Regions from separate parts of the Mus musculus genome. Here region 1 is linked to region 2. Evidence: chromatin loops called from intact Hi-C (ENCODE). Cell type or tissue: heart. All regions are shown on one strand.

Region 1 (8,000 bases), 110 kb after region 2:
AAAAGCCCCAAAGCACATAGACTTGAATGGTTTCACCAAGGCCACTGTAATACCACAGAACATTCAATACTCAGAGCTGTTTCTTTCCACAACCGATGTTAACTGCAAAAAATATCCCGTCACATGTGACTCTTTCTTCTGCCATTGCTGGCCTCAGCTTTACATTTTCCCAATGGGATGCTTCATTCCAAGAGGGTCTGGGTTTAGAATTAACCCTTTGAAAACCAGTGGCACAATCTAAGGACAATACTTTCTCTACTGTTGTGCACTTCGATGATGCCAATCCCTTGCCTCAATCACAGGAAATTATTTTTCTTTCTGAGTCACCAAAGAGGAGGCAATAGAAAAGAAGACTCACTTCGGACTCTTGAAGATACAGCTTCTACAGTTTGCCTGTTAGTATGTCTGGCCCCACGTCACACTCAGAGAGCATCAGCAACTCTCCATCACTTCTTATCCCTGGGACTTTAAACGCTCCCACCAGCTATGGCAGGCCGTCATATCTAGGTCATGCCTAGAGTACAGAAAGCCTGAACCCGCGCTCATAGCTAGGATAAAACAAAACACACAAGCAAAAAGTGGGCATGTAACTGCACCACGCACTGCAGTGCCTTCAAAGCCACAGACAGGACTGGGCTCCACTTAGCTGGAGAGCACCTGAGACCCAGCAAACTGGAAACCAGGACCGACCACTGTCTCTACTACTCTGGCTTTCGAGAAGACAGTCAGATAAGCAAGAGGAACACCAGTAATTTGAACCCATGCACAAGGGCCTCTACCTCTATGGCCTCCAGGTAAACGTTAACATTGAAGCCAACCCCAAACAGAACTAATAATAATGTTTTGTTTTAAAACAGACGCTGGTGGTGGGGGGGGGGGTGCTGGAGAGATGGCTCAGTGGTTAAGAGCTGCTTTCCAGAGGTCCTGAGTTCAATTCCCAGCACCCACATGTTGGCTCACAACCATCTGTAATGGTATCCTATACCTTTTTCAGGATAGCTACAGTATATCCATATACATAAAATAAATAAATAAATCTTTTAGATACTTACCTTGGATATTAGCCCAGAAACTTAGGATACCCAAGATATAAGATACAATTTGCTAAACACATGAAACTCAAGAAGAACGAAGACCAAAGTGTGGACACTTTGCCCCTTCTTAGAATTGGGAACAAAACACCCATGGAAGGAGTTACAGAGACAAAATTTGGAGCTGTGATGAAAGGATGGACCATCTAGTGATTGCCATATCCAGGGATCCATCCCATAATCAGCTTCCAAACGCTGACACCATTGCACACACTAGCAAGATTTTGCTGAAAAGACCCAGATATAGCTGTCTCTTGTGAGACTAGGCCGGGGCCTAGCAAACACAGAAGTGTATGCTCACAGTCAGCTATTGGATGGATCACAGGGCCCCCAATGGAGGAGCTAGAGAAAGTACCCAAGGAGCTAAAGGGAACTGCAACCCTATAGGTGGAACAACAATATGAACTAACCAGTACCCCGGAGCTCTTGACTCTAGCTGCGTATGTATCAAAAGATGGCCTAGTCAGCCATCACTGGAAAGAGAGGCCCATTGGACTTGCAAACTTTATATGTCCCAGTACAGGGGAACGCCAGGGCCAAAAGGGGGGAGTGGGTGGGTAGAGGAGTGGGGGGTGGGTATGGGGACTTTTGGTATAGCATTGGGAAATGTAAATGAGGAAAATACCTAATAAAAAAAATAAATCTTTTAAAATAAAAAACTAAAACGGACTCTGAAGCCAGAACTTGATGAATGAGCATAAGAACTCTAAAACCTGCATCATTAGAAACAAGCATATGAGAAGGTATGTCCACATCAGTTTCCCGGGCACACAGACCAAAATCTACAGCCAAACTTGACCCCAGCCCCGAGTTTCTGAAGTACACTATATCTCTATCACTCCTTGGAGGCTTTTCTTGTGGTAAACAGTAGAAATAAGACCTTCGGAGAGAGTCAGTGTTGACATGAAATGCACACCCACCAGGCAGAGTAGATGCTCAGTACATGGGCAGCCCTTCCCTCCCATGAGCTTCAGAAAGGATCGCTACAGTTCACTAATGTGCCTTCACTGGACACCCACTACGGACCATCCAACAAGTCTGTTGGCCAGACGTCCTGCATCAGCAGGGGTAAAAACAGAAACCCCTTTTCATCATACCATTGGTGAATATACCAGCTACTCTAATCACGGGGAACTATCTGCAGTCGCTGCTGGCTCTGTTTGACAAAGAGAGTCTTATAGGAATTCTGAGTAGCTGCTAAATATTGAGAACGAGAATTAAGTTGAATGTACTAAAGGTGCCAGCCAACTCTGTGGACCCCCTTCCTACAGTTAATAACTATTACCAAATTATTTTCCCCGTAACATTTAGGTTTTTGTGGGTCTAACTTTCAGGAAATAAAGTATCATTGCTCTCAAAGAATGGCAATACTGCCAAACAATACTTGAAGACAAAGGTCCCTTCGGTGGTCATGTCAGGCCCCTACATAGTGTGGTTCGTGGGCCTCACTCAGGCACTGTGCACCCAAAAGCATAATGTGGTCAGCTGGCACAGGTCCCAAACCCTCTGATGGTTTCAGGCACCACCATGGGTTCGTGGGCCACACAATTCTTGTAGATCCTTACCCAATGATGCTGGTATTGTCTCCAGGGGAGAAATGATCACAGGGATGGGTTCCGTGGTTGTTCCTGAGAAGATAGAACGGAAAAGAGATTGCATGAGGAGGTCGCCTTGGTTTCCAGTACAGATTCAGATTTGCTTATTTAGCTAATTAAGTGGCCCTGCCCCCATGGGAGCAGACATTGTGAGATTCCGCCTCTGTCTGGCAAAGGAAATGGGCCTCTCCATGAAACTGAGCATCTTAAGCCAATGCTTTTCCCGGCAGAGGCATTCCCGGACGAGGCCATGGTTACACATTCTTCTGGCAGATGGTCTTCGTTATCTGCTCTGCGTTGAACAATTAGCTATTCCTCTCCCGGGCTTCCTGAATGCACACTTATGGTCTCCACAGCATGTTTTGCCCTCCCTCAAGATTAAAGAGCCATGTCTTCAAGAGCAGGCGGGGGGGGGGGGGGGGGGGGGAGCAAGGGGGGGGTCGGAAAGTGGGTTAGAGAGCCATCTGTGTGGAAGACCAATCCCATACTGGGAACTAAATTCAGTGACACACCTTGGTCACTGATGTCATATTAACTCCTTAGGGAGGTTGGAGTGGACCTCCAAAGGATTCGAACCAGCTTGAAGAAACTGGGCACCTGAAGTGGAGCAAAGGAGCCAGCTGGGGAGTGAGAAGAGGGTTGGGAGCCATCCCTCAACTGGACCCATTTTTCTTGTTCTTGTTTCTACTACTAAAAAAGCAAGCACTTAAGTTACCATGTAAGCACCAGATGAGACCAGGGTGTGCCTACACCACGGCCTTGAAGGTAAAGTGCTTGGGAAATATAGATTACAGCACCTCAGCTCCCAAGCGCCTATTTATCAGATCTGCATAGGACCTTAGAGTCTCCTGTGCAGGTACTACTGGAGTCTGAGGGCGGGGGGTGGGGGGGGCGGGGGGCGGGGGGGGGGGCGCTACAGTCAGACTGCGCATGTGAGGAGCACTCAGATCTTCCTTCCCTGTGTGAGGAGCACTAGGATTGTGTGTGTGATGAATCCTCAGGTAACTCTACTGTGTCTGGTTCAGGACCCACTTTTTTTAAATTATCTCGTGTGCAACTCATCAAATTTGATTTGATTTATTGACTGATTGATTTTATTTTATTTTATTTTACTTACTCACTTTACATCGAACTTACTGCCCTGATCCCGGTCACCCCCTCCCACAACCCCTCCCCCTCCCCCCAGCCCCTTTTCCTCTGAGCAGGTGCTGCCCCGCCCCTTGGTATCCCCCACCCCCACCCCACCCTGGCACTTCAAGTCTCTGCAAAGCTAGGTGCTTCCTCTCCCACTGAGGCCAGACAGGGCAGCCCCATTTAAGAACCACTGTGTGGCCCTAGTTTCACAACTCGGTACAATACGCAGGTCTGCCGCCCCCTAGTGTTTCTGTGCAGTATCACACAGACGAGTGGTGAAGCCCGTTCTCAGACACCACCCTGAACTGAGCAAGAAGATGTGAGCCTGTTCTCTTCTCACAGGACAGGAAAACAAATATAGGCCAGAGGCTTCGGTTCAGGCAGGATAGTGACACGAATGAGTCTCTGGGGCTCACATATTTGATTCTATTTTCCCTTCACCTCGCTTCCTCTCCAGCATGTAAGAGTTGGGGGTAAACGACTACATTAAACGACTGTTCAATACTGGCCAGCTCTGCCTATCACGTTCTTTTCACGTATAATCTGTCCTGGCATAGGCCGAGCATCGTTTCTCTGGGTTTGCAAAATCTGAGTTACTCTAAGACCTGAAACTTGTTAAGCAACAATATAATGCTGTGCGTGGGAAATTCCATACTGTAAGACTTTGTTTGAATGCACAGAATTAATTAAAATACTGTGATAGTCGACCTGGTGGCAGTCATGAGTTACCTCTGCATGGAAGAGCTACAGTACGTTCTCTAGTTAGAAGCCAGCTTATAGCCACTGGACCAAGTATAGCCCAAGACCCCGTCTCAAAAAAAGATGTAAACAAAATATCACATCAAACTATCTTTGGGTTATGTGTAAAAAATATATATGAAGCATACACTAATTTCATGTTTAAACTTGTGCCTATATCCAAGATTTCATTATGCTGGTGAAAATATGCCAATTCTTGGAAAAAAATCAAGATTTTGAAGGTTTCTGTTGTCAAACTCTCAGGCAGGTAGTAGTCAGCCTGTACAAAGAGCCACAATTGGCACTCTGCTCAGCGCTCTGGTCAAAAACCTAGTAAAATGGTGGTTCTCACCCTTCCTAAAGCTGTGACCCTTTAATACAGGTCCTCATGTGGACATTTTATGTCAGCCATAAAGTTATTTAGTTGCTACTTTATAACTGTAAATTACTACTGTTACGAATTATATAGGAAATACCTGACATGAAGGATAGGTGACCTCCCAAACAGGTCGTGAGCCACAGGTTTAGAACCACTGCAGTAAACTCTCAGTCCCTCCGAAGTATATTTTAAGGCTTGACAAGAGTGTCCGTACCAGCTCAGAGCTCATGAACCTTCCATTTCCCAGGACGCCTTAGTTTGTACCCCCTCTAGTGGTGAGTTTTAGCATTGCAACCTTCAAATACCTGCTTTCATCCCTTTCCTGACCAAGAATTAACTCTCCTTCTCTTAGAACTCCCTGCCTTATACGTCTTAAAGTATCTTGTTCGTGGTTTAGTAACATCTAGAATAGTTGATAAACATGTTTTTCTTTTTCCTTCATGCCAAAGACATTCGAGGATTTTTAGGTGATCCTGAATTTATTATCAAGCTGCTTCTAGAACCAAGCAAGACAGGTACCTCGGTGGTATGTATTTACCTTTGACCCGGAGTTCAATATTCCTAGTGATGTTGTATTCCTGGCCATTGTAGGTAAATGTCATAACACATCTGTAATAGCCTGCATCGTCCATGGACGTGTTGGATATCAATAGGCGTGTGGGGTCTCCTGCACTCAGAAATTCCTTATTGCCTTTATCCAAGAGTATGGCGCCCTAGAGGGGAGATGCATCTGAGAGTTACATTATAGAATAACATCGCTCTTGAACATTGAGTGTTGTTGTCAATCGATGTGGAATCTACAACCCAAGAGATTCCCTGGCATATACTTACTTTGGCCATTTTGTCTTTGTGGCGCATTTTTAGCTGTATTGTTAGAGAAATGACCAATTTTTCCCCCTTAGGGTGGAATCTTGTCATGTAGCCCACACTAGACTTAAACTCTTGATTCTCCTGCCTAAGCCTCCTGGCTTCTAGGGTGACATGGGTGTGCCCCCCTGCTCCATTTAGAAAAAAAAAAGAATACATTTTTTTAAAGATTAAGTTATTTTAAACCATTTAAGTACAAATATACTTAAGATCTAACTGCCTTCTTCTGACTATGAGCAGTATCAAGAACAATCACTACTAGGGGAATATAAGGGCCAGGAATCGGGAGTAGGTGGGTTGGAGAAGGGTCAGGGAGGGTATAAGGGACGTTTGGGATAGCATTTGAATTGTAAATGAAGAAAATATCTAATGAAAAATTGTTTTAAAAAAAAGAAAAAAGAAAAGAAAATCACTACTAAACAGCCAGGAAGACATGAAAACCTAGGGCTGGAAGAGACCATGTTGGAGGAATTTATCTAAAAATTATTTCAATTTAGGACTTACTACAGGAAAGGAAATTTTGTAAATAGAAAAATAGGAGAGATGGGGTCCATCTTCTCATAAAGACATAGAGTCCTAGAGGTTCTTGACAAAACAGAGCCCTCGGGAGCAAGGCCTCCAGGGAAAATGGAAGGAGTAGGCCAGGTAAAAACATCTTGAGTGTTCCATAGCCTCAGTACACGAGAACCCTGCGCATGGTATTTTGTACCTGTAATCTCAGCACTTGAGAAGCTGAGACAGGAGGACTGTGAGCTTGAGGCCAGACTCAACTACATGGAGAAACCCTGTCAACGGTGGGGGAAGGGGTGATAAGGAAGAAAAGAGGAAAGGAGGGAGGGGTGGAAAGGAAAGAGGGTGGGGAGGAGGGATTGGGGGGGAAGGGAGAGGGGTGGGAAGGAGGAGGAAGGAGTGGGGAGAAGGGAGGGGTGGGAAGGAGGGGTTGGTTGGGAAGGAGGGATTAGGTGGAAAGGAGAGAGGGAGTGGAGGAGATAAAATGTGGTCAGAGGCCAGAGAGATGGCTCAGATGGCTCTGTTCTTCCAGAGATCCTGAGTTCAAATCCCAGCAACCACATGGTGGCTCACAACCATCTGTAATGAGATCAGATGCCCTCTTCTGGTGTGTCTGAAGACAGCTACAGTGTACTTACATATAATAAAGAAATAAATCTTTAAAAGAAAAAAAAATGTGATCAGAGATCAAGGCTTTCAGAGACTGCCATGGCCCTTCTTCAAAATATACTTAATTAAAGGGGGGAAATCTCACAGCTCCTAGCCTGAGTAGACAAATATGAATGCAGGGCACATTATGACAGTTGCTCTATAAACGTAGACTTTGAGTCAGTTTCTTCTGTCCCTGTCCTCTGGAGAGGGGAGAAGTGAGCAGCCCCTGCCCCTGAGGTGAGAACAGGGGGAGCAGAGTAAGTACTTAGCAATGCTCAGGGGGACTGTGGGAGGCGCGGCTATTGTTAACATCCCATGCCAGCCCCATTGATTAAGCATGGTGCAGGGGCTGCATGCACAGTACTCCATCCCTAGCCTTCAAAACAGTTCCAGGAAGCCGGGCATCCTGCTCACGGCAGCAACAGCTACAAGACAGGAAGCAAATGCAACAAACTAAAAGAAGGAAGGTTTCTAACCCAGACACATTGTTTCCAGATCTATGTTTCATCCTCTGCAGGGGAGTTCTGTATGTGTCCTCTGCCTGCTCTTTCTAAACCAAGAGAAGGCTCTCTGTGGTTCCCCAGGCTTATCCATAGGCACAAACTACTTTCAGGAAGGCATTTTAAAGTTTCCAGCATTGCATTGCTACGGTGTATATAAATATGTGCACATACATATGTGCATGTGTGTGTGTACACATCTTGATGTTAATACTGACGATCAGCTGGTTGACCTATTGATTAAAGGACGAACTCTTATCAATGACTAAAGGAATACAAGCCTTCTCAGCATCTCTCTATAGTCTGCATCAGGGGTGGGCAAGTCCTTACAGATAAGAGCCAGATGGGACATAGTTTATTGCCCACATAGACCACACGGTCTCTGTCTTACTACACAGTGGAACAGACAAAGAAAATACGTAAACGGAAACCCCGATACAAATGTGCTTATGGACATGGGAGTGTGAGCCTTAGTCAATGGTCACATGCACTTGAGTATTCTTTTCATTTTTTTTCAAGCATTTAAAACCTGAAA
Region 2 (8,000 bases):
TCTACCAATACTATTTAATAAGATATATAACATGTTTTTAAAAGCTTGTGGGGTATGTGTGAACAGTAATATGTTGGCATATGTGGAAATACCTCTGTGTCTTCCTAAATCACTTCTCTGCCTTTTTTTTTTTTTTGAGACAGGGTCTCTCATTGAACCAAGAGCTCCCCCAGTGAGCTAGACAGCCTGGCCAGGGGGATCCCCAGATCTGTGCGTCTCTGCTCACCTAGTATGCACAGTAAGCTCTCTACCCACAGAGCCATCTCCCCGACCCCTAACACCTTGATAAAAAGAAACTCGTTGCTATGAAAAATTGCTCACACTATGTTGCTAGAAGGTAAAACCAAGTAATAAAACATATGTAGTATGAGTATATTTCTTCAAAATGCAAATATATTCAGAAACCAAGATAGCCATTAATGTTACAGGTTAACTTTCCCGTATCTGAAATCCTGGGGACCAGAACTGTTCAGATTTTAGAAAATGTTTGATCTGGGAATATTTACACAGTCTTCATTGTGTCCCCATAGTCCAAAACTCTGAAGTCTCCAAGTCCAGTCTGAATTACTCAGACTTCAGAGGAAGGGTGCACAGAGGCGCAATGACCCACCAGGGTATTCATCTTGCCGGGATGCAGAATTGCTCTCTACCTTTTATCATCTCTGTGGATTTACCTTTGTAACAACGAACGAGTACTGTCTCTGATTTTTGAAAGGCACGTTCTAGAAGCAGACCTTCATCATTCCTTCATAATGGCTGCCATGTCTTCCCACTCATTAGACTGTCAGGCTTACGCCAATAAGGTTTGTGGGCCCATAGTTTTTAACCAGTGTCTGTGCTGTTGAAAATGACTTTTAAAGACGAATTACCTGGGGGCTGGAGAGATGGCTTGGCAGTTAAAAGCACAACCATCTGCTCTTGCAGAGGTCCTGAGTTCAAATCCCAGCAACCACATGGTGGCTCAAGGCCATCTTTAATGAAATCTGATGCCCTCTTCTGATGTGTCTGAAGACAGTGACAGTATACTCACATGCATAACATAAATCTTTTTTTTAAAAAAAAAAGATGAATTACCCTATTAGAAATACCGTCTTAATCTCAGAAAGTATTCCCCGATCATCTGGGTAATTCTCTTCTCGCCCCTTCCTAGCAGATCAACGTGCTTACAGTGAGCATAGAGAACAGGTACAGAGCATACAACCCACAAAGGGCCAGCTGCTCCTCAAGTACATGCTGGGACTCGGCATACGCTTTGGTCCCTGCCTGTCTGCACCTTTGGGAGAGTTCCTCCCTGTGTTATAACCATCTAGAAGCTCACCAACACAGCACAAAACTAGCGTTCTGTGTGAAACAATTTGGAGTCTAATGAATTAAATGGAAGACAGTAAACTTCAATTTGCCGCACACACCCTCAGATTTTTCCTTATTTCCTGTCTTTATTCTTTCTGATTCTGTCCCCTTTGTTGTTGTTGTTGTTTGTTGTTTGTTGTTTGTTGTTTGTTGTTGTTGTTGTTATTAACAGAAAGATGGCTGATGGGAACTATAAAGGTTAGGGTGTCCAATGAGAAATCAGAGCAAAGTTTATAATCCTCATTTGAGTGCGTACACAACCTTCTCTATTGCTATGTACAAAGCCTCCAAACAGAGAGCTTACACAGCAAGACTCTGTGTCCAAAACAAAACAAAAAAGAAAGCATGTTCTTGTTTTCCAAGGCTGCTTTTTAACTCTTATGGAAAGAAGTGTGTGTGTGTGTGTGTGTGTGTGTGTGTGTGTGTGTGTGTTGCCTGTAGGGTACATGATCACTTCTGCAACGAGTGGCTCCTGGTAATAGCTTTGCAAGGCCCTCAGCACACCCTCTAGTGAGGCTGTCCTCCTCCAAGAACCCTCTAGTGTGAGTGCATCCCTCTATACCGCAGTCACTGATGGGAAGTGATGCTTCTTGGTTCTAAGGTCCAAAATGGCATTTTAAATCAACCTCAGAAACAGCTCTTCTCTTTACAACCCTCCCCACTGGTGCAAGAGCCATGACTGTGATAGATTACAAGTAGCTTATTATAAGTGATGTTAACTCACAAACAGTATGCTTCAAAGGAGTCTACAATAAGTCCTAAAAGTACTTAGAGATTATAATTTCCATGCATTTCATAGTGAATCTCCCACACAATGAAGCCTAACTCCAGGCCACCTTAATATGCTAATGCACACCTCTTAATGTTAAAGTGTGCCCGTAGGGATGTAAAATACCAAGAAATTCTGTGTCTCCTTTGAGTGAACAGCATAGTGTTATCTTTACTCGGTTTCCATTTGTCCTTCCCAAATAACTCTTCAGCGTGTAAGTAAACATCTCCACATACCCGAGAAGGAGGAAAAATACCGAGACAGAAAACCCTAAAGTGCAGCAAGCCATCTTACCATTTGTGTTGTTCACGGTTCGGGGCACTGGGAACTCTGATGACATCCAGCGACATTTCTCCCCGAGACAACGTTTGCTGAGCAAATAAACACTGGCTGTTAAAACGAAAACTGCCTCCTCAAGTCAGCCCAGGACAGCATTACTTACAGTTTGCTTTGCCTCCAAATGATTACTGGGCTGGCGTGCACAAGAATGACAGACAGCTCACTTCTAGTCAGACGACCCAGAGAAAGTGGGCTCCTGATGACGCCTGTGTCAGAGCCTCTTGGGTTTTAATCCTGCAGTGACACATCTGGGGAAGTATGAACAGTATGAACAGGAAACTCGGTGCTGGGCAGTAAGCCAGAAGCATTCAGCAAACGTGCCAGGCCCTTATGAAATATTAGTACCCTGGCTGCACATGAGCCTCCCACAGTTCCCAAGGCAGGCTTTCTCCCCTTGTCTAATATTACATTAAATCTAGATGAACCCACTAACATATACCTGGCCTAAAATTACAGTCCTACCCTGATTCTTCGCAGACAGTGCCTGGCCTGGGATCTAACCCCACCCCCAACACACACTGCCATCTCCCAGTCTATGCCACAAAACTTTACTCAGTTCAAAGAGTTCAGAGCCAGAACCCTATACCTGGAAGCCTGGAGCCCCTTGGGGAGGCAGGGGGGCGGGGCTGCTGCAGGGCTTTCTCACTTATTCCTGCTTCTCCTGAGAATGTTCTCAGAGTCATAAGAGTGTGGCCTGTCATCATGCTGGCCTCTACTCCGCTATCACAGATAGCAAGCCACCTAACTACCTACTCCAGGCTATAAATCCCCTGTCAGTTGGCCTTGATGGACATTCCTGGTTGCTCTCAGTACCCTTCCCAAGATGTCTTCATGCAACTCAGAATGGCTGTCACACTGTCTACAGAAAACAGTGGGTAAATTTTTGGTTTTTTAAAAAAAATATTATTAATTTAATGTATGTGAGCACACGGTCACTATCTTCAGACACACAAGAAGAAGGCACTGGATCCCATTACAGATGGTTGTGAGCCACCATGTGGTTGCTAGGAATTGAACTCAGAACCTCTGGAAGAGCAATCAGTGCCCTTAACTGCTGAGCCATCTCTCCAGCCCTAAATCGTTGTTCTTAATTTGAGTGCTTAGATCCCTTTTCTGCCACTTACTTAAAGGGGACCCCACAGGATGTCCTCCCTCCTCTTTTACCTTGTCTTCTAATATTTTCCACTGTTCCCCGGAGAACAGCCCCCCTTGACTCCCTGGGATGATCCCCTGCTGTAGATTTTACCTTCTCTCTTCAAGGGCTGGTGGGGATCTGGGTCAGGCTTTCTTCTGGGAAATGTAAAATTTTATATCTATGTTAAGATGAAGAGAACATGCTATATTAGGTGCCTTTCTCAAGACACCTCAGCCAGGCAGAGGTGGGCCCTATCTGCTGCAGCTTTGTAAGTCTTAACTGGGATCCAGATGATTGGTTTGGAAACAGGATTTGTCCAGTCAGGAACTGGGTGGTTTCCTAAGGGTTTCCTAAGGGTCTCACCCTTCTGGGTGCCTTTTTCTGGAAGGCTTTCTTGTGCTAGGCGGCAACCAGGCAGCCGTGATGAACTGGTAATTAATAAAAGCAAATGGTCTTATTTAGGCCCAGACAAGAATGATGGCAACCCTGAGCTGCTGCAGGGGCTGGGGGCTGGTTAACCTTCTTGCTATGGTTTTGTGACCATTACAATGGGTAACACCCTGGCCCAGCACACACAGTGGATGTATACATGCTGAGAAGTGGCACTTTCCACCTTTGCTCCCACGTGGAGCGGGCTTGGGAAGAACTGACCTGTCCCAACACCAGGTGTCTGGAGGTCTGAAGAAACGAGGCCCCGGGGCAGACTCCCAGATAGCAAGTCCATCCCCCTTCTGCCTGGTGTATGCCTTCAGGACCAGTCAAGCCACAGGAAATCGAACCTAGGTCTTAACAATAGTGGAAAGTTTATCCTGAAAGGGCCACTCACTGCCAGTGGGTTTTTAAAGATTTTGAGAATATCATACATGCTTATAACGTATATTGGTAAAACTCCAGCCCCTATTTCTCCACCCTGCTTTTCCTTCCCCTGTTAAGCCTTCCTAAGACAAGCACTGAGGTTATCTTCGGGATGGAATTCACACTCGGGAAGTGGAGGGCCTTCCAGGGAAGAACCGAGGAAGTGCTCCTCACTGGTCCATCCCAGGCTATCTCGGCACTTTAAAGAGATGGAGCCAAGGTATCTTTCCATCATTTAAAGCTAGGCTGGGAGAGTATGGGTTTCAATGATCAGAATCCCCGAGTGTCTGACACCCCAAGCCCACAGCAGTGACAGGGGAAGAGCGAGAGGGAGCACGCTGCGGAAAAGGAGCCTCCCTGCATTTCCTCCGCAGGAACAGTGCGAGCCAGTTCCAGTCACCAGCTTCTCCTGACCTCTCCTCCCTTCCTCCAGTCCTTTCCCTTACACCCTTCCCAGTCCTCCCGAACCTTCTCACTTCTGCTCCCTCCTCTGCTTTCATTTCTTCCTGGTACTCCCTCCCCCTCTTCTCCCACCTCCTGTTTCTCTTCCTATTTTTTTCTCCTGCTTTTGATTTTCCTCCTATAAAGATTGGGAGAGATAGGGAGGCTCTGGGTGGACCAGAAACCATCGGACAAAGGAGAGGCTGCCTTGGGGGTGCCCACAGTTTTCAGAGAGAAGCCTGCTGATGTACTCACAGCCAAGCTAAAACACTCAGCAATGCAATATCTTCCACTGACTTAGAGGGTGGGTAGCGCTTCATTCCAGAGGTATTTCTGGCTTCCTAGAGTGGGAAAAGCAGAGATGGGGGGGAAGAAGTAGAGGGGGAGGAGGGGGAGAAGGGGAGGGGGAAAGAGAGGAGGGGAGAGGAGAGGAGGGGAAGGGAGAGGAGATGAGGGGAAGGGAGGAAAGGAGGAGGAGGAAGAGGAGGAAGAGGAAGAGGAGGAGGAAGAGGAGGAGACTAACCCACCCAAGGCACTAAGCATTCTCCCAAGTAAGAATTTGCTTCCCATACTTCTCCTCTAATCAGTTTAGCCTATTCTTCCTGGGCAGCAAGAGGAGAGGCTCTATCTGAGGAATGTTTCTGGTCCTCTTTTTTTACTGCAGAGTTTCTTCTCTCACCCTCAACAAGGAGAGCCCTATTAAGGACGTATACTCTTAGTTAGCAAACAGGAAAGCCCCACGTGCACTCCTGTCTGGGCTTTGCCAGCTGTCCAGTCACCCGCCCACAGAGTTTAGGGAAAATAAATAGTCAGAGTTGACAATGAAAATTCAACACAAGAAGCTAATGGAAATTTTCCCGGACTTCAGTTTCTTCCTGAGTGCTACAGTATGCAACAATCTGAGCTGATTCCTAAGAATTTAGTATTAAGTGTGTCAGATAATGTGGTTATAACACAGTGTCATTGACACACACTTCCTTGGAAGAACTCGAGATTGTCTGCATGTGACTTTAATTTTTCTTCAAAACCTATTTTTAATGATGGTTTTTAAATGCTTTAACCTCCCTTGTAGCCCACCGCCCACCAGAGGCAGTGGGAAAGAAAGGATATGGGGAAGAGGACCTGTTTAGAAAGGTTCTTTGGAGCAACTCCCGTCTGTGCTGTCCGGAACTCAGCAGTTCAGCTCACAGGTTCATGGGTCCACCAGAAGTCCAGCTCGGTAGCAAACGGGAATCAGCAGCAGTGGCACTACCTAGAGAGACAGCCAGCCCTCAGCCTCCGTCACTGTCCCTCCAGTATTTTTTTATACTCCCTCCAAACATCATGTGTCCTCCAGGGGTCTTGCCTCAGCATGTGAGCCTATCTCATCTGACATCACTCTGCCAATCGGCCTGAGTCTGTGGAAGCAGCAAGAAACTGCAGCGCAGCACCGAAGGTTTTTGGTGTGTTTCTCTCTAGGAGTCCCAACAAATACAACTCAACCACGCGATTATATTGGCAGACTAATTTATGCATGTTGTTAGCAATGGGCACTGGCTTTAGCAGAACATCACTTCACCAGTGTCTGCCTTGGCTAAACATTCCTTCACAAGTCTATCTTAGTCTTTCACCTGTGTCCACTTCAGGAAATCACTCCACGTATTTGCCCCAGCAAAACACCATCCAACACAACTTTCTAAAGAACCCTTAAGTTTCCACTTCATCTGTATTTATGTATTGGTAGTACATAGAAGGTCATAAATAACTCCCATATTTTTCTGGAATGTGAACAGCTCGGAATTAATGCACATTTATAAATATATTTATAGAAACTAAACTCCATGTATTTTCTACATGTGAGAGGAGGATGAAGAAGCATGGATAGTATGATGATGCATGAACATGTGTGTACATGTATGTGCAGTTTGCTGCAAGGAGTCTATTCTTGGATCTATAGGCCATTAAGAAAGAATAGAATACCTCTATTTTTCTGAGTCTGGAAATTCTATACTTAAATTAGTTGATCTCTAATGCCTTCTAGTGACACATTCTGTTGGTTTAAACTCTGCCCTCTTACACAGTAACAGCTATCATGGCATGCCCAATGGCCTGTTGTGACCTCTGTGGTCAGCCTCAAGGAGCCACATTTGATTGCTTGCCTATAAATTTTATTCTCATTCCCAGACAATGGCACAATTAATTCAGGCCATCCTGTGCCTCCTCCTAACCTACCAGACCTCGGGGAGAATGTAGCCCTTAATCCCTCATCCTGTAGACAAATAGATTTCACACTCATGGCTGAGGTTTAGGGATTTTTTTTTAAGCCCCCATGAAGGACAGAGAAGTTTACAAGTGAATTATTACAAGCATTATCTTCTGGCATTTCAAGTCAGGCTGCTGAGAGAAATCATGAATTGACCAAGAAAAAGTCAAGTTGGATGACCCCTCATTCAACCTTTTGCTTCATGGGGTTTTAGGTGGAGATTAACCAGAATTTACTGAAGTGGGACTTTTCTTGAAAATAGTTTGCAGGGATCTGCCTTATGAGTAAAATGTACAATGTGGTTAGTAGGGCTGGATACATTCAGAGATGCCCATAAATCGGTCATCTTGAAGAGTGGGTCACCTAGCAGTCTAAAAGCTCTCCAGTGGGTGCCTTCTTGCCTCCTCTGTGTACACCAGACAGTCTCCTCCCAGGATGGAAGCAGCCACGCAGTGCATAGACATGCTCATGACACCTTTCAGTTGTCCAGAGCCAAAGGACACAAGAAAGGGAGATTAAGTGAGAGGTGGCATTTTTTTCAAAGAGCAAATTCAAAGCACTACAACTTGAATTTAATTTGTCTCTGAAGGTTCGCACATCAAAAGCCTGGTTTCCCAAGGTAGTAATGTTAAGACGTAATAGAACCTTTAAGAGGTGGGTCATTAGTGCAAGGTGGCCGGGTCATTGTCCTCAAAATAGAGTGACAGTCCTAGTTTCTTAGTGAGAGTTATGAGGAAAGAGCACAGCTGGCTCCTCCCAGGCTTCCTTTCTCACCATGCAATCTCTCTCTCATGTTTGTGCAGCCACCATGTGACTCAATCAAGGGGCCAGCAACAAAATCGAGAGTGCTGTTTGAACTGTAAGCCTCC

The links. Hi-C counts contacts between places; a loop is a spot of excess contacts. Peaks named below come from ENCODE experiments on the same cell type or tissue, not always from the same donor. Only the 100,000 strongest peaks of a DNase experiment are listed, where the experiment ranks them.
Region 1: it touches region 2 in a loop (6-fold over the local background); 6 of 42 quality-filtered maps call a loop at or near these places.

The regions. Positions count from the first base shown.
Region 1 is chr1:40,112,674-40,120,673 of GRCm38, reverse strand. It overlaps Il1r2 (interleukin 1 receptor, type II), which reads right to left. Exons shown (of 9, transcript NM_010555.5): 5 at 5,476-5,650; 6 at 2,657-2,719. Among named protein-coding and RNA genes, the nearest start is that of Gm16894, 31 kb to the right of the region's middle. In heart, CTCF peaks have their summits at 4,082 (motif pointing left) and 5,215; DNase peaks (open chromatin) are centred at 2,873 and 4,063.
Region 2 is chr1:40,219,720-40,227,719 of GRCm38, reverse strand. It overlaps a transcript of Il1r1 not described here. Among named protein-coding and RNA genes, the nearest start is that of Il1r1, 43 kb to the left of the region's middle. In heart, no CTCF peak of the experiment used is centred here; DNase peaks (open chromatin) are centred at 2,739, 3,929 and 4,809; H3K4me3 peaks cover 546 bases; H3K27ac peaks cover 2,246 bases.